2 separate regions of the Homo sapiens genome follow, and region 2 is linked to region 1. A link is a loop called in an ENCODE intact Hi-C map of the cell type or tissue named here. Cell type or tissue: HepG2. All regions are shown on one strand. Links, peaks and the distances in the headings refer to the core of each region. The heading gives the core; the rest is flanking DNA. Region 1 holds the start of UTP14C (UTP14C small subunit processome component). Region 2 overlaps NEK5 (NIMA related kinase 5).

Region 1 (8,626 bases), core at 400-8,399:
AGGCTTCCCCAGCATCCTGTGGGTGTCTTTATCAATGCGTAGCACACAGTTTTGCAGTTATTTGTTTTGCATGTCTGTTTTCTCCACTGGACTGAACTTCTGAAGATAAAGACTCTCTCTCATCTCCATACCCCCAAAACCTGGCATCTCATTACTAGATGCTTAATAAATTTGTTTTTTTTTTTTTTTTTCAGATGGAGTTTCATTGTTGTTGCCCAGGCTGGAGTGCAGTGGTGCGATCTTGGCTCACCACAACCTCCGCCTACTGGGTTCAAGCAATTCTCCTGCCTCAGCCTCCCAAGTAGCTGGGATTACAGGCATGTGCCACCACACCACACATATTGGTCAGGCTGGTCTTGAACTCCTGACCTCAGGTGATCCACCCGCCTCGGCCTCCCAAAGTGCTGGGATTACAGGCGTGAGCCACTGCACCCAGCCAATAAATGTTTTATGACTCAAAGAATAATTATAAACAGAGGGAGACCAAAGTATTACAAGTCATTAAAGAATATACTTTTAGATATTTTCATACTAATTATATCTAATTGTGATATAGGCACAAGATCTAGCTTTTAAAGACTTGCATTTTTCAGATAAAAACCCTGAGTATTGCTTTAGTATTGTGATCCTATCTGAAGACAGGTTTGTTGAATCTTAATTCTTGTTTATAGTATTTTATTACCATTTTTTTTACTAAGAACACTGTCAAAACTTTTTAGTATTTCTTTAGACCATCTCATTCATAAATCAACACTTACTGTTGATGCCTGTTCTGTGTGAAACCCTCAGTGGAGGAAATAGCAAAGAACTAGAAGTCATGGTCTCATTTGAAGGACTGTACTTCTAATTCAATAAAAAATGTAGAAAACATCATTTTTAGTATGACCAACATGGAGAAACCCTGACTCTACTAAAAATACAAAATTAGCCGGGCGTGGTGGTGCATGTCTGTAATTCCAGCTACTCGGGAGGCTGAGGCGGGAGAAGCACTTGAACCCGGGAGGCAGAGATTGTCAGCCAAGATGGCGCCATTGCACTCCAGCCTGGGCAACAAGAGTGAAACTGTCTCCAAAAAAAAAAAAAAAATCAAATCTTCTTTATAACTGTAAGAAAATAGTTATCTACAACTTTTTGCTTGATTTTAACCTAATATATTCTTTTTTTTGTTTTTGTTTTTGTTTTTTTGAGACGGAGTTTCACACTTGTTGCCCAGGCAGGAGTGCAGTGATGCAGTCTCGGCTCTCAGTCTCTCAGGGTAGGTAGCAGGCTTTTTTTTTTTTTTTTTTTTGAGATGGAGTCTCACTCTGTCACCCAGGCTGGAGTTCGGTGGCATGATCACGGCTCACTGCAACCTCCGCCTCCTGGGTTCAAGCGATTCTCCTGCCTCAGCCTCCTGAGTAGCTGGGATTACAGGTGCGTGCCACCGTGTCTGGCTAATTTTTGTAACTTAATATATTCTTAACCATTACATTCTATTTTAGGTATCCTGAAGCAGTTTATGTTGTTTATACCGGCGATGTTAATGTCAACGGTCAACAGATACTAGAAGGTGCTTTCAGAAGATTTAACATCAGATTAATTCACCCAGTGCAGTTTGTTTTTTTAAGGAAACGCTATCTTGTGGAAGATTCACTGTATCCTCACTTCACACTGCTGGGCCAAAGTCTAGGATCCATTTTTCTTGGCTGGGAAGCTCTAATGCAGTGTGTTCCTGATGTTTACATTGATTCAATGGGATACGCTTTTACGCTTCCTCTGTTTAAGTATATAGGGGGTTGCCAAGTTGGAAGCTATGTTCATTATCCTACTATCAGCACCGACATGCTCTCTGTAGTGAAGAATCAAAATATTGGATTTAATAATGCAGCCTTCATTACCAGGAATCCTTTTCTCAGCAAAGTAAAGCTCATCTACTACTATTTATTTGCTTTTATTTATGGACTTGTTGGTTCTTGCAGTGATGTAGTCATGGTCAATTCTTCTTGGACACTAAACCATATTCTCTCACTATGGAAAGTTGGGAATTGCACTAACATTGTTTATCCACCTTGTGATGTGCAGACATTTCTGGACATTCCCTTACATGAGAAAAAGATGACCCCAGGACATTTGCTGGTTTCTGTTGGCCAGTTTAGGCCGGAAAAGAATCATCCATTGCAGATCAGAGCCTTTGCTAAATTGCTGAATAAGAAGATGGTTGAGTCACCTCCTTCGCTTAAACTTGTCCTCATTGGAGGTTGTCGTAACAAAGATGATGAACTTAGGGTAAACCAACTGAGAAGGCTGTCTGAGGATTTAGGAGTTCAAGAATATGTGGAATTTAAAATAAACATTCCATTTGATGAATTAAAGAATTATTTGTCTGAAGCAACAATTGGTCTGCATACCATGTGGAACGAGCATTTTGGGATTGGTGAGTTTGGCCTTTAAACAACTTGTTTGGTGCCATGAGATACACATTTTAAGTTCTTTTGATAAAATGATAATACTCTGGAAATCTGCATCATGCCCTAATTCTCTTGCCCTCATCCACCAAATGTGCTTTCCTCACTTGAGACCTTGTAAGATAGTAGTTAATAATAGCAGCTAGTATTTATTGACCAATTCCTGTGTGTGGGCCACTGTGTTGAGATTTTTACATGTATTATCTAATTTAAGCCTTTCTAAACCCGTTTGATAGGTGTTATTGTTATTCCCATTTTATAAATAAAGAAACTCAGGCACAGGAAGGTTTAGAAATTGCTCGAGTTCAGTTACACAGTAAGTGGTAGAGCCCGGATTCTAACCCAGATAGCCCCTGCTCTTAACAGCAACATTTTCTCTCTCCATCTAACCCCACTACATACTTACTGGTACAGATTCCTGGGCCCTACCCTAATCCTACAGAATGGCCAAATGAGAATCTCTGGACAAGGCCCAGGTAGATGTATTTTGATAATGCTGCTTAAGTGATTCTGTTATGCATCAAAAGTTGAGAACCACTGTTTGCATAGGGGCTTCTCACAGTAACTCTTTTAGTCTTTTATTGATTCTACCCTCACCATTGGAATGGCTCTCCTCTTTGTGCCAGATTGCATCATAAGTCTTCAACTTAAATCTCCTTGCACTTTAGCCTTTCTTGTTTATTCTGGCACAAACTGCTATCTCTATTCTGACCTGTTAAGCACACATTTTGCTATAAAATCAAGTACTGCTTTGTGTTTAATTTGGGTCCACATATATTTCTCAAGCGCTTTGTGCCTCACACTGTTAGTTGTTAGGGGAAATGAGGATAACATAAAAGTGACATTTCCTAAACTAAGACTTCAATTTCTCTTATACTCTTTTTACTCCTAGTTAGTAGTGTAGTGCTAGGCCCAGACATTAAGCAAGAACTTGTTGACCCAACCTGTTGCATGGGATCTGACCTCCTGTGCTTCCTTCCATAGAAACTTACTAAGCATTCACTCTGCTGAGCGCTTGGGTGGATGCTAGGGATGTGGTGGAGACAGGAGCTGCTTGGCCTGTCAGAGGCTTCCCACCCTCTGGTGGTACCAACAGGCTACACAGGCAAGTGCCGTGCCGTGCTGTGCCGTGTGCCAGGTGCTATGCTAAGGAAGTGCAGGGTGATGTGAAAGCGCCAAAGAGAAACCTAACACAGACTTGTGCGGGCAGGGAACAGTTGCCCAAGGAAATGATGTGACACTTGAGCAGGACCCGAACAATAGAGGTTAGCCAGGAGAGAGGGGAGAGTCTCCAGCAGAGGGAACAGCACTGTGACAGGAGTGACAACAGATGCATCAATAGGAACATTCAGCAGGAAGACAACAGAGAGGTGATATAGGCCAGGTTAAGCCAGTGGAAAAAAATAGCAGGATTTTAAGTATTGCACGTAAAAGCTTTCTGATTTCTCCAGTCCATTCTGGCCACATGGGGAGTGGATCAGTGAAGAGCAGGGAGAGCAAGACTGGAAGGGCAGTAAGATGAGCCGGCCTACTGTAGCAGCCCAGATGGAGGTGCTCATGAGCTGAACTTCGTAGGTGAACATGCTTGAGAAACATTCTGCAGTAGTATTGACCAGGACTTGGTGATTAACTGGATGTGTTAAATGAGGGAGGAAGAGAAGACTACCTAGGGTTTTGGGAGCAGGGCAGCTGTGAGAATGGTGTTGGCTTTCTCCCAGAGGGGAAATCCAAGAGCAAATGCCATTAATGAGCCAAGTTTTGAACCTGCAGAATTTGAGTTCATCTGTGGGACATGTGAGGGCATGCGTCCAGGAGGTAGTTTTGTATATAGGAGTCTGAAGTTGAGAGGAGTCTGGTCTGGAAATAAAAAATGAGGATTGTCCTTGTGCAGGTAGTTATCAAAGCTCCCGTGGATGTGGTTAAGATCGCCTGGGGAATATGTACAGAGTGAAAAGAGGCTCTCAGTACAAAATGCAGAGAACAGGAACAGCTGAGAAATGGGGAGAAGAAATGGAGAGGCGGGGAAAGCCATCCAAGTGCAGTGTCTTAGAAACCAAGGAAGAGAGTGTTTGGAGAAGAATGGAGAGGGCACAGATTCCGATGCTGCCCAGATGCTGGGGAAGGTAAGGCAGTCACTGGTGACCTGGGCAAGAGCAGTCTTGAGGGAGAAGTAGAAGCAAAAGTCAGACTATGAGCAAAAATCAAAAGTCAAGCACTCAGAAGTGAACAAGTAGAGTTGGTAAGTGCAAACCACACTTTCAGTAAGTTTATCTGTGAAGTACGGGGAGGGGGAGAAGAGACAGTGGCTAGGGGTGGGTGTTGCAGGACCTGAGAAAGGGCATGTGGTGCCCTAGCTTCCTAGCTGATAGGAAGGAGCCAGTAGAGAGGGAAAGGGTAAAAGATGCAGGTCTCTGAGAAAGTACAGGATGCTCTCCAGCTTCAAGCAGAATATGATATGAGCTACTGAATTCTGTTCTGCAGGGATTTCACCAGTTCTAAAAACATTTGGAATGATTTAATTTCTCTCCTATACATCCAGGATGATATCAGCTCTGTACCATCCTTCAGATAATTGGGAAAGCAGTCACTTGAATCATTCCCTGAAGGGCTTAATTCTCCTAGGAATATGGCTAAGAAGGGCTGGCTAGAGTAATTTATATTTCATGTGTATCATTTGGCAGAAACTAACCACAACTTTCATTTAGTTCAGCACTGTTGTTGGGCATGCAGTAGTCTCAAATATGCCAGAAATCCAGGCAGTAACATAAGCACGGCGATAGTATGCTTCACTTAGGTGATTCACTTTTTTATTTTTTCTGCTAATGTAATTTGAACTATTAAAATTGTTTTTTATATGTTTTTACTCCTTTTGTTTTTCTAATACCTGTTAATATTCTACCATCTTGCTAACATTCTCTAGTCTTCTTTTTTAATTATCTGCAATATATCTTTTTTAATAGGCTAGTCTTCCATCTACTTGTCTATTTTAACTAAGAATAAAGCAGCAGGCTGGGTGTGGTAGCTCACGCTGGTAAATCCCAGCACTTTGGGAGGCCAAGATGGGAGGACCACTTGATGCTAGGAGTTAGAGGCCAGCCTGGGCAACATAGTGAGACCCTATCTCTTAAAAAAAAAAAAGTGAAGCAGTATTATTATGAAGCTTTGAAAACTAAAAAACTTAAAATTATTTTATCTTGTACTGTAGAAGTTGAATAAGCAAATGTCTAGACATACATTTAATTAAGTTTCTCATAAGTCCCTTAAATTTTTTGAAGATTTCTATTCATCCTCATTCTTATGAACACACTCAAAAACTTAAAAGATTACATGATTTGTGTTTTTTTTCTCAGGAGTTGTGGAGTGTATGGCAGCTGGCACAATTATCCTTGCACACAATTCGGGGGGCCCAAAGCTTGACATTGTGGTTCCTCACGAAGGAGATATAACTGGCTTTCTGGCTGAGAGTGAAGAAGACTATGCTGAAACTATCGCTCACATTCTTTCCATGTCTGCAGAAAAGAGACTCCAAATCAGAAAAAGTGCTCGTGCATCTGTAAGCAGATTCTCTGATCAGGAATTTGAAGTGACATTCCTATCATCTGTGGAAAAGTTATTTAAGTAATGCCATATCTGTAAAATTAAAGATATTTTATATAAACTGGTTAAACACCTTCATATGTAAATATTTTTCTAAATTCAATCTCATTTGTCAAATCATTTTACTTTAGAAAACAGACAAAATTTCCTTTTAGAATAAAAGGAAGTGTTGAAAAGAAAATGGATGACTAGCCTTCGGCTTCCATTCTTGGTATACATGAGAGAGGCTGGCTGCTGAGATGAATGTGAACCAGGTTGCAGAGAATCTGGCTTTGAGCCACCAGGAAGAACTAGTGGATTTGCCAAAAAACTACCCCTTGAGTGAAAATGAAGATGAGGGGGACAGTGATGGAGAGAGAAAGCATCAAAAGCTTCTGGAAGCAATCATTTCCCTTGATGGAAAGAATAGGCGGAAATTGGCTGAGAGGTCTGAGGCTAGTCTGAAAGTGTCAGAGTTCAGTGTCAGTTCTGAAGGATCAGGAGAAAAGCTGGGCCTTGCAGATCTGCTTGAGCCCGTTAAAACTTCATCTTCTTTGGCCACTGTAAAAAAGCAACTGAATAGAGTCAAATCAAAGAAGGTGGTGGAGTTACCTCTTAACAAAGAAAAAATTGAACAGATCCACAGAGAAGTAGCATTCAGTAAAACCTCACAGGTCCTCTCCAAATGGGACCCTATCATCCTGAAGAACCAGCAGGCAGAGCAGCTGGTTTTTCCCCTGGGGAAGGAGCAGCCAGCCATTGCTCCCATTGAACATGCGCTCAGTGGCTGGAAGGCAAGAACTCCCCTGGAGCAGGAAATTTTTAACCTCCTCCATAAGAACAAGCAGCCAGTGACAGATCCTTTACTGACTCCCATGGAAAAGGCCTCTCTCCAAGCCATGAGCCTGGAAGAGGCAAAGATGCACCGAGCAGAGCTTCAGAGGGCTCGGGCTCTGCAGTCCTACTATGAGGCCAAGGCTCGAAAAGAGAAGAAAATCAAAAGTAAAAAGTATCACAAAGTCGTGAAGAAAGGAAAGGCCAAGAAAGCCTTAAAAGAGTTTGAGCAGCTACAGAAGGTTAATCCAACTGTGGCACTGGAAGAAATGGAAAAAATTGAAAATGCCAGAATGATGGAAAGAATGAGCCTTAAGCACCAAAACAGTGGGAAATGGGCCAAGTCAAAGGCAATTATGGCCAAATATGACCTGGAGGCTCGCCAAGCTATGCAGGAACAGTTGGCCAAGAACAAAGAACTGACACAGAAACTCCAGGTAGCCTCTGAGAGTGAGGAAGAGGAGGGAGGCACAGAAGTGGAAGAACTCCTTGTCCCTCATGTAGCGAATGAAGTGCAGATGAATGTGGACGGACCGAATCCCTGGATGTTCAGGAGCTGCACCAGTGACACCAAAGAGGCTGCAACACAGGAGGACCCTGAGCAAGTGCCAGAGCTTGCAGCTCATGAGGTTTCTGCAAGTGAGGCAGAAGAAAGACCAGTGGCAGAGGAAGAAATTTTGTTGAGAGAATTTGAGGAAAGGCAATCCCTTAGAAAAAGATCTGAGCTCAACCAGGATGCTGAGCCAGCAAGCAGTCAAGAAACAAAAGATTCTAGCAGCCAGGAGGTGCTGTCCGAATTGAGGGCACTATCTCAGAAATTGAAGGAAAAACATCAGTCCAGGAAGCAAAAAGCAAGTTCAGAGGGGACTGTTCCCCAGGTCCAGAGAGAGGAACCTGCCCCAGAAGAAGCGGAACCCCTATTGCTACAGAGGTCAGAGAGAGTACAAACTCTGGAAGAGCTAGAAGAGCTGGGAAAAGAAGATTGTTTTCAAAATAAGGAGCTTCCCAGACCTGTGTTAGAAGGACAGCAGTCAGAGAGGACCCCAAATAATCGGCCTGATGCCCCTAAGGAGAAGAAAGAGAAGGAGCAACTGATCAACCTACAGAACTTCCTGACCACACAGTCTCCTTCCGTGAGGTCTTTGGCAGTTCCCACAATAATAGAGGAGCTGGAAGATGAAGAGGAGAGAGACCAAAGGCAGATGATAAAGGAAGCTTTTGCTGGGGATGATGTCATCAGAGATTTCTTGAAAGAGAAGAGGGAAGCTGTGGAGGCGAGTAAGCCAAAGGACGTGGACCTGACACTACCTGGCTGGGGCGAGTGGGGTGGTGTGGGCCTAAAGCCCAGTGCCAAGAAAAGACGCCAGTTTCTCATTAAAGCCCCTGAGGGTCCTCCAAGAAAAGATAAGAATTTGCCAAATGTGATTATCAGTGAGAAGCGCAACATCCACGCAGCAGCTCATCAGGTACAAGTGCTTCCATATCCATTTACCCACCATCGGCAATTTGAAAGGACCATCCAGACCCCTATAGGATCCACATGGAACACCCAGAGGGCTTTCCAAAAGCTGACTACTCCCAAGGTCGTCACCAAGCCAGGCCATATCATTAAGCCCATAAAAGCAGAGGATGTGGGCTACCAGTCTTCCTCAAGGTCAGACCTGCCTGTCATACAGAGGAATCCAAAACGAATCACCACACGTCACAATAAAGAAGAAAAACTGTAGGTTGTGTAGCTGGAGAAGTGACAGTCAGGGGCCCTGATTCCACTT
Region 2 (8,626 bases), core at 144-8,143, 90 kb after region 1:
AACCACTCACTAGATTACAGGACACTCTCCATTGCTATTGCCCCATCAACGTTACCACTAAATACTACTAGGCTCTCTAGTATGTCCAAGTACCTCTGCTCTTACCAATTGAACTGAATCTTACCAAGATCATTTTGTTTTTTCCCAAATATGTTTACGCCATTTATTCTTGTCTTTGTAACATAAACTGATGAAATATGAATAGAAAATGAAAGGTGATTATTTTCCAAAAGCTATGCTGAATATTTTGGAGGACTCAGTAAAAGTGAGTAGTTTTTAAAAAAAATAGCTATTGACCTAAATGTTGATGGGATGAATGAAATATAACTGGAAAACTTCTAAAAGGATTATGTACAGACTATCCACAAATCCTTGCTCCACATTAAAGAAAAGAGACTAGAAATTCTAAATAAGACACATAACTTACATAAGAAAGAAAATTCAGAACTATAGTCAGTGGACTCATAATCTACCAACTATAATTCTGAATTTTCTTGAACTGTAGTGAGTTATTCTTGTCTTTATTACATAAACTGATGAAATATGAATAGAAAATGAAAGATGTGATTATTCCTCCAAAAGCTATGCTGAATATTTTGGAGGACTCAGTGAGTTTAAAAATAAATAAATAAATAACCATTGACCTAAATGTTGAATGAAATGAATGAAATATAACTAGAAAACTTCTAAAAGGATTGTGGACAGATTATCCACAAACACTTGCTCCGTATTAAAGAAAAGAAATTATCCTTTAACAAATGCTTGTCATTTCCTTAAATTTTTTTTCTTTTTTTTTTTCCTGGCCATTTCCACTCAAAGGATGATTATGTCTTCTTATGTTAAAATATGTCTGTATAATTGCTAGGATCCAAATGTCTTTGTCTTCCCCAAATGTATATGTTGAAATTTTAACCCCCACAGTGATGGTATTAGGAGGTATAGGGCTTTTGGAAGGTGACTAGGTCATGAGGGTGGAGCCCACATTAATGGATTGCTGTCCAAGAGAGAACCCTCTCCCCTTCCACCATGTGAAGTCACAATGAGGCGGACCATCTATGAACCAGAAAGTGAACCCTCACCAGACACTGAATCTGCCTGCACCTTGATCTTGCACTTCCCAGCCTCCAGAACTGCCAGAAATAAATTTCTGCTGTTTATAAGCCACCTAGTTTATGGTATTTTGTTATAGCTGCTGGAATAGACTAAAACAGATGATTTTCTGCTCTAACCAGCTTTCTTCATTAGCCAACCAACTAACAGCTGGGATCTTGTTAGAAAAGAAGGATTTCTACTCACTTGTTTGTCTACACTTCATTCTTTTGTACCTAAACAGTAGTTAGCACATCAAAGGGGCTTAAATGTTTGTTGAGTGGATTCATTAAAAACAAACAAACAAAAAAACCCTGAAGGAACACAAAACATAAGCGCCAAAATCAGTCTTATAAGCAATTGTTGATAACATTTTCCCCTGTAGTACCCATTAAATGCCAAAATCTCTTGCCAAATATCTATCTTTTGCTATCCTACTCTTTAAAGTACCCTAACCAACTTTACTGTGGATATCAGTAACCTGGCAGTGTCTACCCTTGGTTGCTTCTAATTCACAAACCATGCATCTTCTTTCACATATTTCAATTTTTCCTCCTCTCTTCTTTAAGAGACGATCCATTCAGTTATTAACAAACTTCTATTGAGGACATGCAAAAGCAAGGAATGCTGTGTAGGAATAAAAAGCAAAGAAGCCATCCATTCTACTGTTAAGGAGGCGAAGTCTAGTTGGGGAGTCCCTCAGCATTGGGTGAGAAGTGCTGTGAAGAAGTCTGTAGGCTGGAGGGTGAGGAGAAAGCGCATGCAAGTAAGACTGGAGATCTAGGAAGGGTTCTGAGAAGATGCTTCCCCATATGCCTTAATGTCTAGAGATCGGTTATTTTCAGGAATGTGTTACTTTTAGGAGAATTGATGTTTCTTGTCATTGAAGCTCAGTCAGTAAAAGGTCTGCCACAGCAATGAAGGGATGGCAATTTCAAAACCATGGAAGAATCAGAATAATGAAACAGAGGAGACACATTATTTCATCTCACTTCCTTTTCACCAACCTCCAACTCACTCAACCTTACACTGGCTTTTGGTGAAAGAAACTGACTAAAAATTCATCATGACAGAGATACCTTTTTTTTTTTTTTTGAGACGGAATCTCGCTCTGTCACCTGGGCTGGAGTGCAGTGGCGCAATCTCGGCTCACTGCAAGCTCCGCCTCCTGGGTTCACGCCATTCTCCTGCCTCAGCCTCTCCGAGTAGCTGGGACTACAGGCGCCCGCCACCATGCCCGGCTAATTTTTTGTATTTTTAGTAGAGACAGGGTTTCACTGTGGTCTCGATCTCCTGACCTCGTGATCCACCCGCCTTGGCCTCCCAAAGTTCTGGGATTACAAGCGTGAGCCACCGCGCCCGGCCGACAGAGATAGCTTAAACTACTGGCCAGGTGCAGTGGCTCATGCCTGTAATCCCAGCACTTTGGGAGGCCGAGATGAGTGGATCACCTGAGGTCAGGAATTTGAGACCAGCCTGGCCAACATAGTGAAACCCTGTCCCTACTAAAAATACAAAAATTAGCCAGGCATGGTGGCGGGCGCCTGTAATCCCAGCTACTCAGGAGGCTGAGGCAGGAGAATTGCTTGAACCCGGGAGGTGGAGGTGCAGTGAGCCAAGATTGTGCCACTGCACTCCAGCCTGGGTGACAGAGTGAGACTCCGTCAAAAAAAAAAAAAAAAAAAAAAAAAAGAAACTACTTAATGTCAATTAGCATTATCTGACTGTAAAATAAGGATTTTCCCCCATTAGCCACTGTTAATTTTATATTTATTGGAAGTGTCTGGAAAAATCATTTATGCTCTCAAATTTTCCATCTGCTGTAAAGCTCATGGATCACTGACACTTCAAAACAATTGAGGGGCACTAAATAACCTTTTTATTTGTCAAATTCCAACATTTATTAAACAATTATTATAATTCATTCTAAAATGCACTTTTAAAAAATCAAGGGCCTGGCGCAGCAGCTCTCTCCTGTAATCCCAGCACTTTGGGAGGCCAAGGCTAAGGCAGGTGGATTGCTTGAACTTAGGTGTTTGAGACCAGCCTGGGCAACATGGCGAAAACCTGGCTCTATAATGAAAAAATATTCAAAAATTAGCCAGGTGTGGGGGTACATGCCTGTAGTCCCAGTACTCAGGAGACTGAGGTGGGAGGATCCCTTAAGCCCAGAAGGTCAAGGCTGCAGTGAGCTGTAATCACACCACTGCACTCCAGCCTGGGCAACAGAGTAAGACTGTCTCAAAAAAAAAAAAAAAAAAATCAAGATTGTTTCTTACAGACATTGGCATCTTCCAATCACTTGCTGTAGACCCGGCAGGCTTAATGTTTTCACTGCCTAAATAATTTTTAGAATACCTTAACCAACTTTGTTTGCTTATATTTTCTTTTTTATGTGTGCATTAGAGTAATATAAAATAAAACTCTGTGTTTAAATAAATGTAAAAGAGCTCTTTCTGGCCAGGCACAGTACTCACAGCACTTTTGGAGGCCATGGCGAGAGGATCACTTGAGGCCAGGAGTTCAAGGCTGCAGTGAGCCATGATCCAATTAACCCAATTGCAAGTAAATGAAATCTATAACAACCTAAATAAGCTTAGAAGAGGACCATGAGCCACAGATAACAGTCCCAGCTGACACCTTGATTTCAACTAGCTGAGACTCCGGGCAGAGAATCCAGCTAAGCCAACCTCAGGCTTCTGACCTACAGAAATCAAGAGATAATAAATAGGTGTTGTTGTTAAGCCACTAAATTTGTGTTCATTTGTTATGTAGTAATAGAAAACAAATACAACAGCATGGGAATTTTTGCCTATTTTGTTTGCTGATATATCTCCAAGACCTAGAACATGCCTGGCATATAACAGACACTTAGTGAATGTTTATTGATGGAATATACATGGAATTAATTTTGTCTTAGGAAAATATCACTACATTCTCATTATTTTTCTTATGTTGCTTCAAACCAATAAAAACATCCTATTTTCTTTTTTTTTTTTTGAGACAGAGTTTCACTCTTCTTGCCCAGGCTGGAGTGCAGTGGCGCAATCTCAGCTCACTGCAACCTCTGCCTCCCAGGTTCAAGCGATTCTCCTGCCTCAGCCTCCCAAGTAGCTGGGATTACAGGTGCACACCACCATGCCCGGCTAAACGTTTTTGTATTTTTAGTAGAGACGGGGTTTCACCATGGCCAGGCTGGTCTTGAACTCCTGACCTCAGGTGATCTGCCCGCCTCGGCCTCCCAGGGTGCTGGGATTACAGGCATGAGCCACTGCGCCCGGCCAAAACATTCTATTTTCTATAGACAAACATTAGAGCCATGGTTCTTATGATCAGAGATAAGCGATTTGAGGGAAAACAAGCCTTTACCTACACTCTCTAAAAGACAGAGGCTACAAGGCCTCTGAGGCTTTTAGATAAGCTCAGTAGTTCAAGTCCCAGCAATCAGCCAAGCAAACTCAAAGGCATCACAATAGCTCTAGCTTTCCTAAACACAGGGGTGCTCTACTTAAAAAGAGTCATAAGAAAATGTAAACTTACAGTATCAACAAACACAGCAGAGGTTATGTATACTGTAAAAATGACCTTAGTTCTGCAAAAGCTTCCAGTGGTAAACTGTCCTCAAAAATCAATCTCACATGGTATAAGGAAATACTCCAGTCTCTAAAAGTGGTCCAGTCCATTTGCTCATTCAGTAAATAGGTATTGAGCAGCCATTGTGTGCTACATGCCAAGGATCAAGTGGTGAGCAAAACAGATGGAGCCCCAAAATTCATTAAGTTTACCATGTAAAGGGCGACAAATATGAAACAAATTCATAATTATATAAATAGACATATGTAAGTACAACTGCTGTGGAAGAGAACCAAAGGGAGCTGTAATTTGAATTGTGAGTTCAGAAAAGGCCTGAGGATAAGTAGGAGTTAGCCAGAGAGTCACAATAATCTCAAACAAAATAAAGAAGAGAAAGATCATCTTATAGCATTATCAGTATCCAATGGACAGGAATGCAGGGCACTTTATTCAGTGGCTTTCCTTGAAAGTTATTCCATGCAACCCAATTCCAGACCATGTGTACTGTTCTGCTCCCAGGAAGACCTCAGAAGAGTCCCAAGAGCTCTTTTTAAATACCCAGAAGCCAAAGAAGGGCCATACACACAGAAGTACCTTGAATGTAGCGGTTTTAATCAGTAAGGAACACAGTGCTCTGCACAGTTTACATACTCAAGACACAGTGGCTGTATTTATTTATTGACTGACTTTTACCCAACTGATGATGCTTGAAGATATTGAGGTTAACACTTCTGCTCCATGAACTAATTATCAGTCTTAAAACAGCCCTGCGCTGGGGGCTGGGCTGGGGAATGACCCTTCATAAAACTGTCAGCACATACAGCCCTGTCACAACTTAAGACACACCTGACATACTGTAGATTTGTTTATTGTCTATCTCTTCCCACTAGAATATAAATTTCATGAAAACAGGGATTTTCATCTGCTTTGTTCACTGCTATATTCCTGACACCTAGAACAATGCCTGGCATAGAGTAAGCACTCAATAAGTATCAGTTCAGTGAATGAATGCTGTCTGACCAATGCTCCTTCATTTATTATTTATTTTTTACCTTTGGACTACAGTGATGCGTGGAGGCAGAATTGTATTCAGATGTATGGAGGAAGGGACTTCCTTCCCTAAAGTTGTCAGCAGAATTGTATTCAGGTGTACAGAGGAAGGTACTTCCTTCCCTAAAGTTCTCCCCCTCTCCGTGGCAGTGTGCTAGGCTATGGTGCGTGGCTGTTTGCTGGCTCTCTGTAAGAGGATTACACAGTCCCATCTGTTGCCTGAGGATATGCAGGATCTCATGTAAACAGAGTACCCCCCAGCACACACACACAAACACACACATCCTAGCAGGGCTTTGAGAGCGATAGTGTGGTGGGCTCTGTGTTTTCCCCTCTTCTCTTGCTTATGAGAACAGCTGGTTCCTTATCTGAGCTGCTCCTTCAGCCTGGGCCCCAGACTCAAGACCCCAGCCCACCACAGCTAGCATGTAATGTAAGTGAGAAATAGATGTGTCTTATTGTAAGTCACTTAAATTTGGGGGTTGTTACTACAGCAAAGAAGCTAATAAGCCAGTCATTAATTTTTTGGGAGAGTGAGAATTAAGGAGAGGCAGAAAAACAAGAAAACATAAGAAAGCCGTCTACAAAAACTTACTAGAGAGGAAATAACGAGGACGTCTCAAGCTGCAATTTAAGTAAATGGGGAAATGACCCATTTACAAAAATTAATTTATACACAGTCCTTAGGAACAAATCTTTTTACATATGTCAACATGCCTATACTTTATAAAAATACTTAACGAATATTAGAAAATCAAACCTTGAAATGAATTGAAGAAGGCTACAATGTTGGGATGTTTCATCTTTTCCAGAAGAATCACTTCTTTCTTTGAAGCTTCTTTTTCTTGTATGGGCATCTAAATTACATTAAGAGACAGAGTAGTCTATAAAGCTAACTTGGTTTCAAGAACATGCTTTCTGCTCATTTCCATCTAAAATTCTCTAGGATTTCACTGGCTTTTAATGTCACTTTGAAAACGATCTTTCAATGGCAGGAAACAACATTTCTAGAATTAGCAGAGTGCCCTACATCTCATCAATGGTTTGTTGACAACCATCATCAAGAAAATAAATATTTCTGGTGAAGTTTTGCTATATTAAAAGTTGGACTGGTGGTACCGTGTTCATTATCTAGCCATATGGAGCCATATTTTAATATCTATCTTTCAGTAGCGAAGGAATTCTTTATAAAAATGCAACATTCCAGGAGCAATCACTGCTGAGAAGAAACAAATGAAATCTAAAAAAAGAAAATGTGTCATATCCCACAGAAATCAGGTCAGTAAAATTTTGTATTAAGATGACTACATTTTTCATTTTCAAATAAAAATTGTCTTGCATGACTTCATTTTAGAAGTATTTGGGTGTATTTTCTTGTTCTACTTTCACCTATAGACAATACTTGCCAAGGGGTTTGGTGCCAGTACCAGTGGCCACACCTCATTTCTACTTTTTCTTCCTCACTCTTGATGCTTTGCTGACTTGTCATTTCTACCCTGACTTCCAGCCCCTGACTGCCCCGCTTTTCTGATGTCCACGGGGCCTCCACCCATTAGAGGTCTTCAACATTGGCCAGATTTCTCATTCTCATTTAGACTTAAGAACTTCTTAAAAATTAATATTCTCAATTCTAGCTTCCCTACATCTCAGCTGAAGGATCCTTCAGTAAGTTCCTTAAACCCCTCTAAGCTTCAGTGTTTCCTGCCCCAATTTAAATTGTATAGTCAGTACATAGGAGTTTCAAAACAAAAACAGCTAAATTACTCCTACCAGCTGGATACATTTAGCAACTTAAAAAATTCCTAACTACTATTTATTTAAAAGAATATTATAAACAAAATTAAAAGACAAACAAAAGGATAAGATACAATATTTGTACCATATATGACAAATATATTTATAATATAAAAATTGATGGCAAATAATTTTTAAAAAGGCAAACACCCCAACAGAAAAATAGCAAAGTACAAGAATAGTCAACTCGAAAAAAAAAGAGAAATAAAAATGGCTGATAGAAAAAATATTCAATCTCATGCAGTAATCAAAGGAATAAAAACTAAAGCAAAATTTGGCTGGGTGTGGTAGCTCATGCCTGTAATCCCAGCTCTTTGGGAAGCCAAGGCAGGCAGATCACTTGAGGCCAGGAGTTCAAGACCAGCCTGGCCAACATAGCAAAACCCTGTCTCTACTAAAAACACAAAAAATTAGCCAGGCGTGGTGGCACACACCTGTGGTCTCAGCTACTCAGGAGGCTGAGGCAGGAGAATCCCTTGAACCTGGGAGATGGAGGCTGCAGTAAGCCAAAATCACACCACTGCACTCCAGCCTGGGTGACAGAGTAAGACTCCATTGCAAAAAAAAAAAAAAAGGAATAAAAGCTAAAACAAAATGTAATATAGTATTCCATGTATGAAACTGGCAAAGATGAAAAGAATGTCAATAACTACTATTGGCCAGAAAGCAGCAAAATGGACACTCATTTATTTCTGGTAAAACTACACAAATTGATAAAATATTTCTGGGAAGGCAGTTTTACAATATATAATATGAATCTTTAAAATGTTCATTTTTGTGGGGGGTCTGTATCCTGCTGAAGAAATCTTTTTTTTTTTTTTTTTAAGACAAGGTCTTGCTCTATCACCCAGGCTGGAGTGCAGTGGCATGATCTTGGTTCACTGCAGCCTCTGCCCACTGAGCTCAAGTGATCCTCCCACCTCAGCCTCCTGAGTAGCTGAGACCACAGGCAAGCACCATCATACCCGGCTAATTTTTTGTATTTTTAGTAGAGATGGGGTCTCACCATGTTGCCCAGGCTGCTCTCGAACTCCTGGCCTCAAGTGATCTAGCTGCCTCAGCCTCCCAAAGTGCTGGGATTACAGGCATGAGGGAAATGTTCCTATTTTTGACTAATTCT

The links. Peaks named below come from ENCODE experiments on the same cell type or tissue, not always from the same donor. Only the 100,000 strongest peaks of a DNase experiment are listed, where the experiment ranks them.
Region 2: it touches region 1 in a loop (6-fold over the local background); 12 of 110 quality-filtered maps call a loop at or near these places.

The regions. Positions count from the first base shown.
Region 1 is chr13:52,022,525-52,031,150 of GRCh38, forward strand. It overlaps ALG11 (ALG11 alpha-1,2-mannosyltransferase), which reads left to right. Exons shown (of 4, transcript NM_001004127.3): 3 at 1,482-2,413; 4 at 5,795-8,626. The coding sequence ends at 6,066. It overlaps UTP14C (UTP14C small subunit processome component), which reads left to right and starts at 2,167. Exons shown (of 2, transcript NM_021645.6): 1 at 2,167-2,413; 2 at 5,795-8,626. The coding sequence starts at 6,281. The coding sequence ends at 8,581. In HepG2, for the core only: CTCF peaks have their summits at 3,519 (motif pointing left) and 3,970; DNase peaks (open chromatin) are centred at 3,117 and 3,997.
Region 2 is chr13:52,112,847-52,121,472 of GRCh38, forward strand. It overlaps NEK5 (NIMA related kinase 5), which reads right to left. Exons shown (of 24, transcript NM_001365552.1): 4 at 6,473-6,569. Among named protein-coding and RNA genes, the nearest start is that of NEK5, 12 kb to the right of the region's middle. In HepG2, for the core only: no CTCF peak of the experiment used is centred there; a DNase peak (open chromatin) is centred at 4,535.